Regions from separate parts of the Homo sapiens genome. Here all the other regions are linked to region 2. Evidence: chromatin contacts called from ENCODE Hi-C or POLR2A ChIA-PET data. All regions are on one chromosome and are shown on one strand. The core of a region is the stretch at or near the end of the contact, and the rest is flanking DNA. Distances in the headings are between cores, read along the strand shown. Region 1 holds the start of MAP3K21 (mitogen-activated protein kinase kinase kinase 21). Region 2 holds the start of NTPCR (nucleoside-triphosphatase, cancer-related). Region 3 overlaps SIPA1L2 (signal induced proliferation associated 1 like 2). Region 4 holds the start of PCNX2 (pecanex 2).

Region 1 (2,964 bases), core at 43-2,542, 380 kb after region 2:
TGTGGATGCAGAAGACCCACTGTAAAACTATTAACTCATTTAGTCTTCCTAAAAACCCTATAAAGTAGGTACTATTTATTATATTCCCATTTTATAGATGAGAAAACTGAGTCATAGAGAAATAAAGAAACTTGCTCAAGGTCACACAGCCAATAAATAGTTTGATCTGAGAGACAAAGAAAACTGAAAAGACAATAAATTTATCTTTATGTAACTCAGAATGTTACTGTATGTCCTATCCTCATAATATCTAAAATTGTCCCTTCTGTTATTGGAAGTACAGGATCCACACGTTAGGAAATTCTGGCCTACTACAGGATAATCTAATATTTTAGAATTTTAATAACTAAGCTCTTCTATCTTTTTAGCCTCATCACCTGCCACAGTAACCTACCAACGTCTGGCACCCAGCCATTGCCAATGCTTCCTAAACCCAAACCTGTGGGTTTCCAGGGAGACTGGGGCATTTTCCATCTGAGTAGACAGTAAAAATAAGCAAAGGATTTACCATCATGGAGCTTCTGGGACTATACCGACCACGGGTCACTCTGCGCTGCGATCTGTAACCTAGTCAGTTCTGAGATGCACGGTGGCTCAAACGCACTTAGCATGGTGACTTGCCACTCGCACTGGCCCAGGTCTGGCACCGCGCTACAATTTCTTCTGTAGCCCGTTCTGAGATTCTGTCACTCTCCCTGAACTGCAACTCTCTCTCTCCCCGCCACACCCTAAAGCCCCACATCTTCTCAACCCTCTCCCACCGCTTCTTGGAGAAGCGTCCCCTCCCTCAGTCTTACCTTTGGCTTAATTTAAACTCTCCCGAAAATTTATAGCGGATGACGGCCGATCCCGCCTCCCAGACCATGTGGGCGCGGCTCACCATTGCTCCGGAGCACCTGCGGCGGGGGCGGGGTGGGACCAGCCAGGCGGGCCCAGGGGGCGGGCCCGGCCCAAGGTGGTGGGGGACGGGCCCGGGCGCCAGGGGCGGGACGAGGCTCTGGGGACTGGCACAGAAAAGGGAAGTGAACCTGGCGAGGGCGGGGCGGGATGGTGCAGTTGGTGGGGAAGGGTGGGGCGAACCTAGGAAGGCGGTCCCATAGGGCGGGCGCAGACTGGGCGCCCGGGACGGGTCAAGGAGGGCGGAATGAACCTGGAGAGGGCGGGGCGGCTGGGGGAGGGGCGGGAAGGCCCTGGGGACTGGCCTAGGGGCGGGCCCGGGGGGGTGGGGGGGCGGTGCGGAATGGAGCCGGAGGGGGCGGGGCGGCCCTGGCGCGGCTAGGGTGGGGTGGGGCGTCCCAGGCTCTGGCTAAGGAGCGCGCGGCGGGCGGGCCGGCCGCAGGGCCTGGGCACGACCATGGTGGGACGTCGCCCGCGGCTTCGGGGACCGCTGCGGCAGCAGAGGCGGCTGGCCAGGAACGCGGGCCGAGGCTGGACCCTTTGGGCAGCTAGCCCGTGATCTCTGCCGTCACCGATCGCGATTCCTACCCCCTCGCCTTCCCCCGGCGCCGACGGCCACACCGCCGGACGATGCGCGCCCGCGGCCGCCCGGGAGGCTGAGCCCAGCTTCCCGCTCCGCCTTCCCCGCGCAGCTGCCCCCATGGCTTTGCGGGGCGCCGCGGGAGCGACCGACACCCCGGTGTCCTCGGCCGGGGGAGCCCCCGGCGGCTCAGCGTCCTCGTCGTCCACCTCCTCGGGCGGCTCGGCCTCGGCGGGCGCGGGGCTGTGGGCCGCGCTCTATGACTACGAGGCTCGCGGCGAGGACGAGCTGAGCCTGCGGCGCGGCCAGCTGGTGGAGGTGCTGTCGCAGGACGCCGCCGTGTCGGGCGACGAGGGCTGGTGGGCAGGCCAGGTGCAGCGGCGCCTCGGCATCTTCCCCGCCAACTACGTGGCTCCCTGCCGCCCGGCCGCCAGCCCCGCGCCGCCGCCCTCGCGGCCCAGCTCCCCGGTACACGTCGCCTTCGAGCGGCTGGAGCTGAAGGAGCTCATCGGCGCTGGGGGCTTCGGGCAGGTGTACCGCGCCACCTGGCAGGGCCAGGAGGTGGCCGTGAAGGCGGCGCGCCAGGACCCGGAGCAGGACGCGGCGGCGGCTGCCGAGAGCGTGCGGCGCGAGGCTCGGCTCTTCGCCATGCTGCGGCACCCCAACATCATCGAGCTGCGCGGCGTGTGCCTGCAGCAGCCGCACCTCTGCCTGGTGCTGGAGTTCGCCCGCGGCGGAGCGCTCAACCGAGCGCTGGCCGCTGCCAACGCCGCCCCGGACCCGCGCGCGCCCGGCCCCCGCCGCGCGCGCCGCATCCCTCCGCACGTGCTGGTCAACTGGGCCGTGCAGATAGCGCGGGGCATGCTCTACCTGCATGAGGAGGCCTTCGTGCCCATCCTGCACCGGGACCTCAAGTCCAGCAACAGTAAGTGGGGCCAGAGGGAGGTGGGGGAAGACTACCTCCGTGCCAGCCCAGGCGGGCTCCACAGGACATAGTACCAGATGGAAAGAGGTGGGAGTCAGCCTTAGGGCGCCAGCAGCAACTCATGCCCAGGCCTTCAGGGCTCGGAAGTCCAGCTAGTCCTTGGTTACTTGCTTTGGGGCTGGTGACACGCTTAACCTTGACTTGCCTTTGGGTGCTTTTTAAAAAAGTTCAGACCAGACTTGCTTGTAGAGGAAACATTTGTAAAATACCTGGATCTCCTAGAAACCTCAGGGGGCAGTCTGGCCTTTCAATACCAGAGGTGATTCATCTGGGTAGGACTTTGCAAACCGAGGCCTTCTGCAGATTATATGGAACCCATGACCGTCTTCACCCGGTGGCCTTCATCAAAGTCCCCGAATGCACTCGGGGACGTCAACTTTACAAGTGCTGTATTGAGGTTGCTGTTTGCCTATTCAAAATATGACTTCATGTCTCTTACCTTTTCCAAAGACTGTTTTCATTCAAATGTCTCTCTATGGGCCAGGCGCGGTGGCTCATACCT
Region 2 (2,700 bases), core at 48-2,547:
GAGGTCCATGTGTGGGCAGAAACCAATTAAGTTGAGCACTCACTGAACTGCTTTCTCAGCCAGGATGGGGAACGACTGACTACAAATTAAGCTGTACACATGTTAGACTGAAAGAGTTTACAGGTAAATGTGGCCCAAGGCCACTGCCACGTCATTCGTTGGCCGGAACACTTGCAGTGGTAAAGTGAGACGGAGAAGCTATTTAATTCTTTGCAAGAGGAGATCTTTATACACTTTGGTGTGAAAGTAAAGAGGGAAAACTGGGCGTCCTATGCATGGCTGAGGACGGGAAGCCTGCCTACACCAGTGGTTCTCAACCCTAGCGCACTTCAGGAACTTCCTGGAGTTTAGAAAGAAGAAAAAAGAATACAGGTGCTCAAGACTCGCTCAAGACCAATTACTCATGTTAAACAAGATTTATGGGAGGCCATTGTTTTGGACTAACCTCCTGCACTAGGTCCTAGCAGACTAGACCAAACCAGAATGGAGTCACTTGTGCCAAGTGCCATGTAACCAAACTGAACTTTGAAACAGGCCCGTTTTCCCAAAAAACAGGAGATTGTAGTTAACCTGAGTCAGTACAATAACGAAGTCCAATCTGTTTTAACCCTATAAGGAAAGTAACTTTGAAATACCCACTCTTTGTTTTGTTCTTCAGCCTTTTTTTGCCCATAAAGCCAACCTCCTCTGCACAACTCATTGGAACACTCTATTTGCTTTATGAAATGATCTATTTCTCGATTCTAGATCCTAAATATAAGCCAATTAGATCTTTAAACTAAACTTGTAATTTTGTCTTCTGACACTCCCTATTACTGCAGGTGAAACCCAGGCATCAGAGCAAGTTTAAAACTCCCCAGCTGATTCTATTCTGCAGGAATGTTTGAGAACAAAGTTGGAGTCATTAACATGGCATCCCCCTTTGAGGAATGCTTCCAGGTCACAAACCTTCTACAAAAGGGCTGTCCCGGCAGCCTTGGGCAATTTCAGCTCCTAGGTCCGGAGTCAAGGGGCAGAACTTGGGTGATGGCGCTGACTTGAAGCAGCAATAGTTTAATAACTGACGTTCTCACGCACTTATCTCTGCAAATACCCCACAAAAGCCCTGAACCCAGAATGAAACTTAAGAGACCGTACAACCCGCTCCGCCTATAGGAACTGCCGCGGCACAGGCGCCAATGCCGAGGGCTGAATGCGCAGGCGCGGACCGGGGACTCGGGAGAAGGCGCATGCGTGGTCTTGAGGGCGGTGCTTCCGGTCAAAGCACCGCTTGGGGGCGGGGCCTGCGACACGCGGTGGGCGGGTCCTGAGTCGCGACCCTGGTCCGGACCTGACCTGAATTGCGACCCCAACCTGGACTGCTCCCCTGACCGCAACCCCTACCCCCGCCCACCAGTATGGCCCGGCACGTGTTCCTAACGGGGCCCCCAGGTAACCCTGAGGGGATCCCCACCTCCAAGAGGTCGAGGGGGTGGGGGCGCGCGGGCTGCGGGCGACCTTGTGCTGTCGGGGAGGGTCTCCGGCTCCAGGGCTCCGGCCTCTGAAGTTCCCAATTTAAATGGCGGGCTTGGTAGTCTGAAGAGTTTGTACTCCTTCCCGGAAAACGTGATTTAAAAGACACAGGGCCTAAAGGATTAGAACACACTTGTGAGGGGGTCCTAGACTGGCTTCTTGATGAAGGGCAGAAACCGCAGGGGCCAGCGGCAGCGGTAACTCCTACTGTAGTGTTGACGTTGTGGTCTGCACAAATGGTATTTCAAGAGATCTGCGGCAACCGCGATGTGAAGTGGAGATGTCTAATTTCTGTTGATAGTCACAGGTATTTCCTTACTGTGGGTCTTTGCTACATTGATCGTGCAAAAAAAAAATGGTAAATTTTAGTTGGAGGACAGCGAAACTGAAGTTGTAACCTTTCTTTCCCATCTAAGTTCATCCCCCCACCCCCATCCCCATCTCCATCCCCACGAATTCCCTCCACAGCTGAGGCCAGAGGTGGAGAAGCTTTGGTACCTACAGGAGCCCTTCTCAGACACTCTTGCTTGTTCCTGTCGCTGTCCCCTCCTGATGTCTGTCAGATCCCTCAACCCTGTGGCCTGTGGAGTTCTCATCTGAGAAGCAGGATAGCGTTGAGGTCAGATGAGAGGTGTAGGAGGAGGTGCTTTTAAACCAAGGCGCTACCCATGTATCAAGCATTACTAAAAAGGACAGGTAGGCTGCATCAGATAGGCTAAAAAAAGATAGATGGGCTAAGAGTGGAGAAAGTGATTTCTTCAGCTCCTTTGCAAGGCAAATCTAATTTTGAAGTTTAGTGTGGGTTCAGATATCAAAGGCTGTAACCCTGGATCTAGAATTCTCTTTCACTTTATTTTAATGATTATGTTTAGTTGTAAGTAGCAAAGGCTACAGCTAATATTGCAGACTTTGGGATTTTGTCAGGCATTGGATGGGGGAGTTGGGGAGCAGGGGGTGAGGAGGAGGAGGGTGGTTTGAGAAATGCCTGCTATCTAAAGTCACTCCTAAGTATTGCAAAGAACTGTTTTCTGAAAGTTGGTTTGTCAATCCTTTATTTGAAACTTGGAATGCAGTTTGATACTCAGCAGGCTGACCCCAAGACAACTGTGTGTTTTATTAATGGAGGTGTCCTGTTACCGTGATTGTATTGATGGTGGTTCTTGTTTCTGCTTTATCAAAGTCTTACCT
Region 3 (3,079 bases), core at 403-2,902, 480 kb before region 2:
TTATCCAGTTCCTCTTTTTAAACCCCTAAAATAATAGCATGTTAGAGCTCACAACACTTTGAGAAATGTTGTAGTTTAAGCTCTAGACGACAAAGTCCAAGAGAGGGTACAGGTTTGCTGAAAAGTCCTACACTATCACACCGGCGGGCTTCAGCTTGTATCCTGTGCTCCCACAGTAAAGTAACGTGCATTTCTGCAACAAAAATACAGAACACTGTCATTCTGGTGAGCAATAATACAAACCAATTAACTGAACCCTGGCCGTTTAAAATGCAATTCAGAAACACAGAATTCAACTGGATTAATAACCAGAAGCCCAATCATTTGTAATTTTATAAATCACAAATCTGGCAGGGGGAATGATGCTCAGAGCAGTAACACTTGACCAACGCCTTTACTTTTGATGTTCCTTCTGCCAAGAATGCCCCCTTCCCTCCAGGTTTCTCCCAGACAATGCAGTTGTCTCTGTAGATCCCATTTCATCTGAAAGAAACTTCCTATTTCCCGGGCCTATTTCTATTACACTGGTTGTTGTACTGTCTCCTAATGGTTGGTTTACTTCTTCTGCATCAGGTCATAACCTTCATGAGGGCACAGAAGTGTCATACTGACTTTCAGTTTCCTAGTTTCTAATGGTGTGCCAGGCAAAGGAGGTACCCAATACACATTTGTTTAACAAATAAATAATCCAAATATACACTTACTGACACATCACATTATGCATTAAAATTGTGACCACTTCTTTCCTATGAACACATGCCAATAAATCCACATAAAGGCACTCGGTAAGCTTATGCAAGTGAAGGCATAGATTTGTGCTCTCAAAAGTTTGTGATCTTCAGTTTTAATACATACAACAATCCTTACACAACTTGGTGATGTCATTGCTGGAATGTGACAATCTCAGATAGTAAATCTCTTTTTACTAGCAATATGAAAGACCACGACCTTACCCTTAAATTTATTTGGCACCTACAGCGCATATTCCAAGTAAAGACCATTAAGTTCAACTTTTAAAGCCTTTTAAACTCAGATACAAAAAGGATTTCATTGTCAGGTCCCTGACTTGTGATTTAGCATGATAAAAGGCCTGGAAAAGTGGGAATGAAATGTTCATTCTTTCAGAGTTTTCTACAGGCCAGTTAAACTGCTGATTCATATGCTGAGAAATTCCTACTTAAATCCCCATGGTCAAAGTTATAAACACACAAAAATCATCTTACTGTCTGAGTGAAGTCTGGAAACATACATTAGTACATCATAATACAGACCCAATGAGCCACCTCATTTAAATATGTAGTTTTTAAAAAGTTTGCTAGATATTTAAAATGTGCCATTTCAAATGCATGTAAATAATCAGTGAAAACTATCTTTGGCAAGGACATTCTTTACTCTTTTCTCCAAAAATTGAAATACATGATTCATAGGCATTGTAATGAGACAAGGAAAAATCAGGAATAGTTTTTAAAAATATGCCCATCATTGTGTTCAATGTATCTGTAGACTACAAAACACAGCAGTTCATACTCTAGTTTATTCAGTGCCCTTGAAACACAGGAATTCTCAGACTGTCAAAAGATGGAGCTCACTTTGGCCAAGGCCAGGCAGTGAGTTCAGCGCCTCCTACTTCCTGAGTGATTGCCGGTGTGGCTTCATGTTGGCCAGCCCTCTCCATTAAACACAGGGTGCAGGGAGGGCCTTGTTAGTCAGTGCTTCATGGCTGTTGAGACTGCAACAGCAAATTGCACAGTTATTCCTATCCAATTTCTTTTCCTCCTGAAGGAACATGATGGGTCTGATTCTATACTTCACCACAGGACTATTTAAAGCACAAGTTAAAGCACAAGTTAAAGTCTGGTTACCTTGACAACATGCCAAACCACTGTTGTCCCTTTCTAGACACATTCTTTTGCTTTGTAAAATGGGCCAAAAAATGTTTTCAAAAGTCTAGTTAATTTAACCATGGCCACATAATGCACTTTGTAGAAAAAAATAAACGATTGGAGGCGGGAACAAGAAGATTCATTAGGAAGGGTAAAATCTAAAGCTCTTTGAAGGAGAATATAATAAGAAAAATGAACACTATCCATTAATAGAATGCTTGAATTTGCTTCAGAGACTAAAGAAAATATCTGGAAAATTAACAGAAATATTATTCATTTTTCTGTTTTAGGACTTTGTCAAACATGAAATAAGTAATTTCTTGAACTTCTTAAAGGCAAATGTTTTCTTTAGTATTTAGTTTATGCTTTTTTCTAACTGGTCAATGAAATTCTATACAATCAGAGTCTGTGAATGGGGAAAAGGGATGGCAAACCACAAACGAACGCAGGCTGGCAAAACCTGACGGTACTATTTGTTTGAGGGAATTGTAGGAATGACATCTTCTGGGGCGAACTTCTTTCTAGGTATGTAAAGCTAATGACAATTTTCAGTGATGTCAAGAGAACCAACTTATTAGTGTCTTCAACTGCAACAGTGAGTTAATAAATATTGTATTAGATAGATTTACATAGTCATTTCTACTAAATTTCTAACACTCGATTCCAGCTGTGAAACAGGAATAAGCTCTTGTTATGACAAGGAAAGAGAAAATGTGAGTCTTCACCCAATTCCATGGCAAAAGCATATAGATGCTACAGAAATACCATATATGGCCGTAGGTTTAGCCTCAGTTCCTTAAACAAACCAGTATCTCACAAGACCAGTTTTAACTTAGTGCAAAAATACAGTAAGATAGAAGGAGTATGTTCTAATTATTCGACAGTACAGTAGGGAAACTGTCATTAGCAGCAATTTATTGTGTATTTCAAAGCAGCTGCAAAAAAATTTGAAATGTTCTCAACACAAAGATAAGTGTTTGTGGTAACAGATATGCCAATTACTCTGATGTGATCAATACACATTGTATGCAGGTATCAAAATACAGCGTGTAACCCCAAAATATGTACAACTATTATATATCAGTAAAAAAAAAAATTTTAACGAGAGGAAAAAACTCAAAAAGCAAACTGAGAAGAAAAAAGCCAGGAAGTGAAAATAAGTATCAGACAGCACACTTGGGTGAAAAATGAAAGCT
Region 4 (2,848 bases), core at 21-2,520, 350 kb after region 2:
ATGTCAAACTCGGAATCCATCAGTCATGCAAACTCATTGACGATTTTTGCTGTAAAAAAAATGATCAAATAATGTGTTAGGAATAAAGTCCTCCAACCGACATACCAAAATTAGATTCTTGGCACGTAAAGTTTAATAAGACATGGAACACCTTACCTGTACAGCTTTTCAAAGCAGGTAAACCATTGTTTTAATTACGTATAATTTACCTAAGAAGGCCATCTATGTAGTTCTTCAGCAAGCACTCACTTACCATAACCCCACTAAAATGTCAAGCCCCATCTAAATGTTGTAATACTTTGTTTAGCATAAAGTACATTAGATTTATCCATTATTATATCTTCCTACAGATTTCTATACATAGTGGTGTAGAAATTACAATGTGAGTAACTGATAACTGAACTGCCTTCTCAAAGCAAAACAAGAAAGAAGGTGAGGGGGGAAAAAGGGGACAATAACTGAAATGAGTCTGCTTTTTACATTTCGTTTTTCCTCTTGGCTACAATCTACAGCATTTCACACCAAACATTATCCCAAGCTACCCAGCTCTAAGGCCTAGAGTTACCCACCTACAAAACAGGCTGCACGCTCCCTGCCACAAGCAGAGTGACTCATCCTAACATCCGGCATCAATTCTTAATGAGTCCCCGAGCCCCCGCAGTCCTGTCTACTTCTTTTCTTTTCCAGTGAATCCTCACAGTCCCCTTTCCCTGCATGTTCTCTGTCCCAAATTTCTGAAGCCCCTCCCTTTCCGTCTCTTAAGAATCTCTACGAACCCGAAAGCCCGTGAGGCTGATGGCACGTCTGTGGTTCCTTTCTCCTTCTTCCCTCCATACCCACAGCTCCCCGGGACCGGACCCTCCCCACTCACCAGGTGCAGGGCCAGGGGCAGCAGCAGGAGGAACAGCCACAGGTAGAGGTGGCAGCTGTTGGTGAACTTGCTCTGCTCCGGGTCGTGGTACCAGCCCCCGGTGAGCGCGGCCCACACGCCCTGCCGGAGCAGCTGCAGCACCTGGGACACCATGCCGGCTGCGCCCCGGGGCTGGTGAGCGCCCCGCTGCACCCTGCGCGCCCCGGCCGGATCTCCAGGCTCCCTCAGGTCTAACACCCGGGCCCGCGGGCCGCGCCCCCGCCGTCGCCGCCGCCGTCGCCCCCGCCGCCTCCTTCCACCCCACGTTTGAAGCTGGAGCTGCTCTTCCGCCCGGACCCGCGAACCGCGGCGCCGGAGCCGGCTGCTGCGGCCGGGCAGGTGAGCGCCATGTCCGAGGGAGGAAGGATTTTCCCATCGTGCTCAGAGGCGGCTGCTCAGAGGTTGCTTCCGAGGCTCCTCCCAACGCCCGCCCAGTCCCTCCTTAGCCTTCGCTGGGGGCCAGAAGGATTTCTGTGAGTGCCTCCAGCCTTTTCTTTCTCTCTTTCTCTTTTTCTCTCTTTCTTTCTCTCTCTCTTTTTCCTTCCTCCTCCCTCCCTCTCTCTCTCTTTCTTCCTTCCTTCCTTCCTTTCTCTCTCTCTCTCTCTTTCTTTCTCGCTCTTTTTTTCTTTCTTTCTTTCTTTTTTTTTTTTGCCTCTCCCCTCTTCCCTTCCCCTTCTCTCTGATCCTCCTGTTAGGGGACGTGCAAGGGTGTTCTCATGCAGAAGGCACAGACCCAGGACACGTTCCTTGTCCTTGTCCTTTTTTGCACCCAAGTATTTACCTCATACAAGGTCCTGTCACACAGCACTCAAAGTAATTTCTTCTCCTGAGCACTTCCTGCACGACTTCATTCTCCTTAATTAAGGGCTGACCCCAGACGTTCTATTAATCTAAGCTCTACCTGGTCCTCTGCCACTGATCTTCTGTCCTCCCTGACTGTTTCTCCTCCACTCCCTGTTGTCCAACTTGGTGGAGAAAGAAGATAACCACCTTCCTGATAAAATTTTAGGAGCTTCAGTTAGCCTTAGTTTTTTATCTCTTTCCTAGAACATAATCCCAGGTATTTAACTGGCTATATAGAACATTAGTCTAAATCTCTCTATGCTGTTTAGACAGGAAGACCCACTGGACAAAAAATTAATAATCTTTAAGCTATTATATATTTTATCATTTACAGTGGATACAGTTTAGATTCTCTTTTGAGAGTGGGTTTTGGAAAGGGAAGAGATAAAAAGGAGCTTGTCTTCCTTTGGGATGAGGAGCAGAAGCCCTGTGTGAGCTAGAGCCTTAGGGAGAGACAAAGATTAGAGGGCTCCATGATTCCCAACACGCCTTCCCTGCATCATCCTTACCTGGTCTGTCCCAACACATCACACTCCTCTGACTTGTGTGCCTGCCTGTGTCCTGGCCATGTTCTGGTCTGCAGCAGCACTTACTTATGGCTGCCCTAGTCAGGCCCAGTAAAGGCACACCAGCCTTCCCAGGCTGAAACGAAGATAAGGACAGGCCCATCATGAGGAGAGGGCCCAGGACATGAAAGGCCACTGAGTTACAGCAAAAGCCTCACTATGGTGTGTCTGCCATCAGCTATAACCACTCTTCCTTCTACTTTACATTCATCAGTAGGAATGAATCATCAAAATGGAATATGGCTGCTTTCTGTACTGGAAGAGTAATTTTCTTAAAGACACAGCTTGTAAACAAATGGGCTTTTTTGTATATCTGCTCAAAATGCTTGTAACCTACCAGGTGCTGTATAAGTGTTTAATGGGTTAATCAACCAATCAACTCCACATTAAAGGAGCGCCGTCACGTGCATGGGTATAGGAGGAAAGGTCATGCAACAGTCTGTTCCCACATGGAGGTTGTGTCCTTGTTCACTTGTCCTGATTCATCAAATATTTACTCAACACCTTCTGGGTGTCAAGCATTTTGCAG

What was found. A loop is a pair of places that touch in the nucleus more often than their neighbours do. ChIA-PET counts read pairs that join two places held with the same protein, here RNA polymerase II (POLR2A). Pooled maps may share reads with other maps.
Region 1: a loop to region 2 is called in a map of B cell, with 11 times the contacts of the local background. The contact joins the promoter of MAP3K21 here to the promoter of NTPCR in region 2. A Hi-C loop is called at or near these places in 4 of 168 maps with a recorded cell type or tissue (B cell, CD4-positive, alpha-beta T cell, CD8-positive, alpha-beta T cell and 1 more), 5 of 37 single-sample maps with no recorded cell type and 10 of 50 pooled maps. POLR2A ChIA-PET finds 5 or more read pairs at or near these places in 2 of 52 experiments (OCI-LY7 and activated CD8-positive, alpha-beta memory T cell).
Region 3: a loop to region 2 is called in a map of IMR-90, with 2.9 times the contacts of the local background. The contact joins the enhancer-like site here to the promoter of NTPCR in region 2. A Hi-C loop is called at or near these places in 1 of 168 maps with a recorded cell type or tissue (IMR-90) and 1 of 50 pooled maps.
Region 4: a loop to region 2 is called in a pooled map, with 6 times the contacts of the local background. The contact joins the promoter of PCNX2 here to the promoter of NTPCR in region 2. A Hi-C loop is called at or near these places in 1 of 168 maps with a recorded cell type or tissue (CD4-positive, alpha-beta T cell), 3 of 37 single-sample maps with no recorded cell type and 12 of 50 pooled maps. POLR2A ChIA-PET finds 5 or more read pairs at or near these places in 1 of 52 experiments (T-cell).

Annotation. Positions count from the first base shown.
Region 1 is chr1:233,326,432-233,329,395 of GRCh38, forward strand. It overlaps MAP3K21 (mitogen-activated protein kinase kinase kinase 21), which reads left to right and starts at 1,293. Exons shown (of 10, transcript NM_032435.3): 1 at 1,293-2,402. The coding sequence starts at 1,598. It also overlaps a transcript of PCNX2 not described here. RefSeq lists silencers at 807-1,106, 1,297-1,596, 1,396-1,547, 1,737-1,936.
Region 2 is chr1:232,949,314-232,952,013 of GRCh38, forward strand. NTPCR (nucleoside-triphosphatase, cancer-related) reads left to right here and starts at 1,298. Exons shown (of 5, transcript NM_032324.3): 1 at 1,298-1,431. The coding sequence starts at 1,398. LOC107985361 (a long non-coding RNA gene) reads right to left here and starts at 2,236. Exons shown (of 2, transcript XR_001738525.2): 1 at 2,015-2,236; 2 at 1-1,843. RefSeq lists enhancers at 1,020-1,119, 1,032-1,573, 1,574-2,113.
Region 3 is chr1:232,471,784-232,474,862 of GRCh38, forward strand. All of the region lies in intron 7 of SIPA1L2 (signal induced proliferation associated 1 like 2), which reads right to left. Among named protein-coding and RNA genes, the nearest start is that of SIPA1L2, 160 kb to the right of the region's middle. RefSeq lists an enhancer at 2,812-2,981. Within about 2 kb of position 1,653, at least 2 of the 41 ENCODE cell types and tissues checked have a DNase peak (open chromatin) inside an H3K27ac peak, as active enhancers do; they include IMR-90, where a contact is called at or near this core.
Region 4 is chr1:233,294,455-233,297,302 of GRCh38, forward strand. PCNX2 (pecanex 2) reads right to left here and starts at 1,271. Exons shown (of 34, transcript NM_014801.4): 1 at 872-1,271. The coding sequence starts at 1,024. RefSeq lists an enhancer at 657-706 and a silencer at 987-1,366.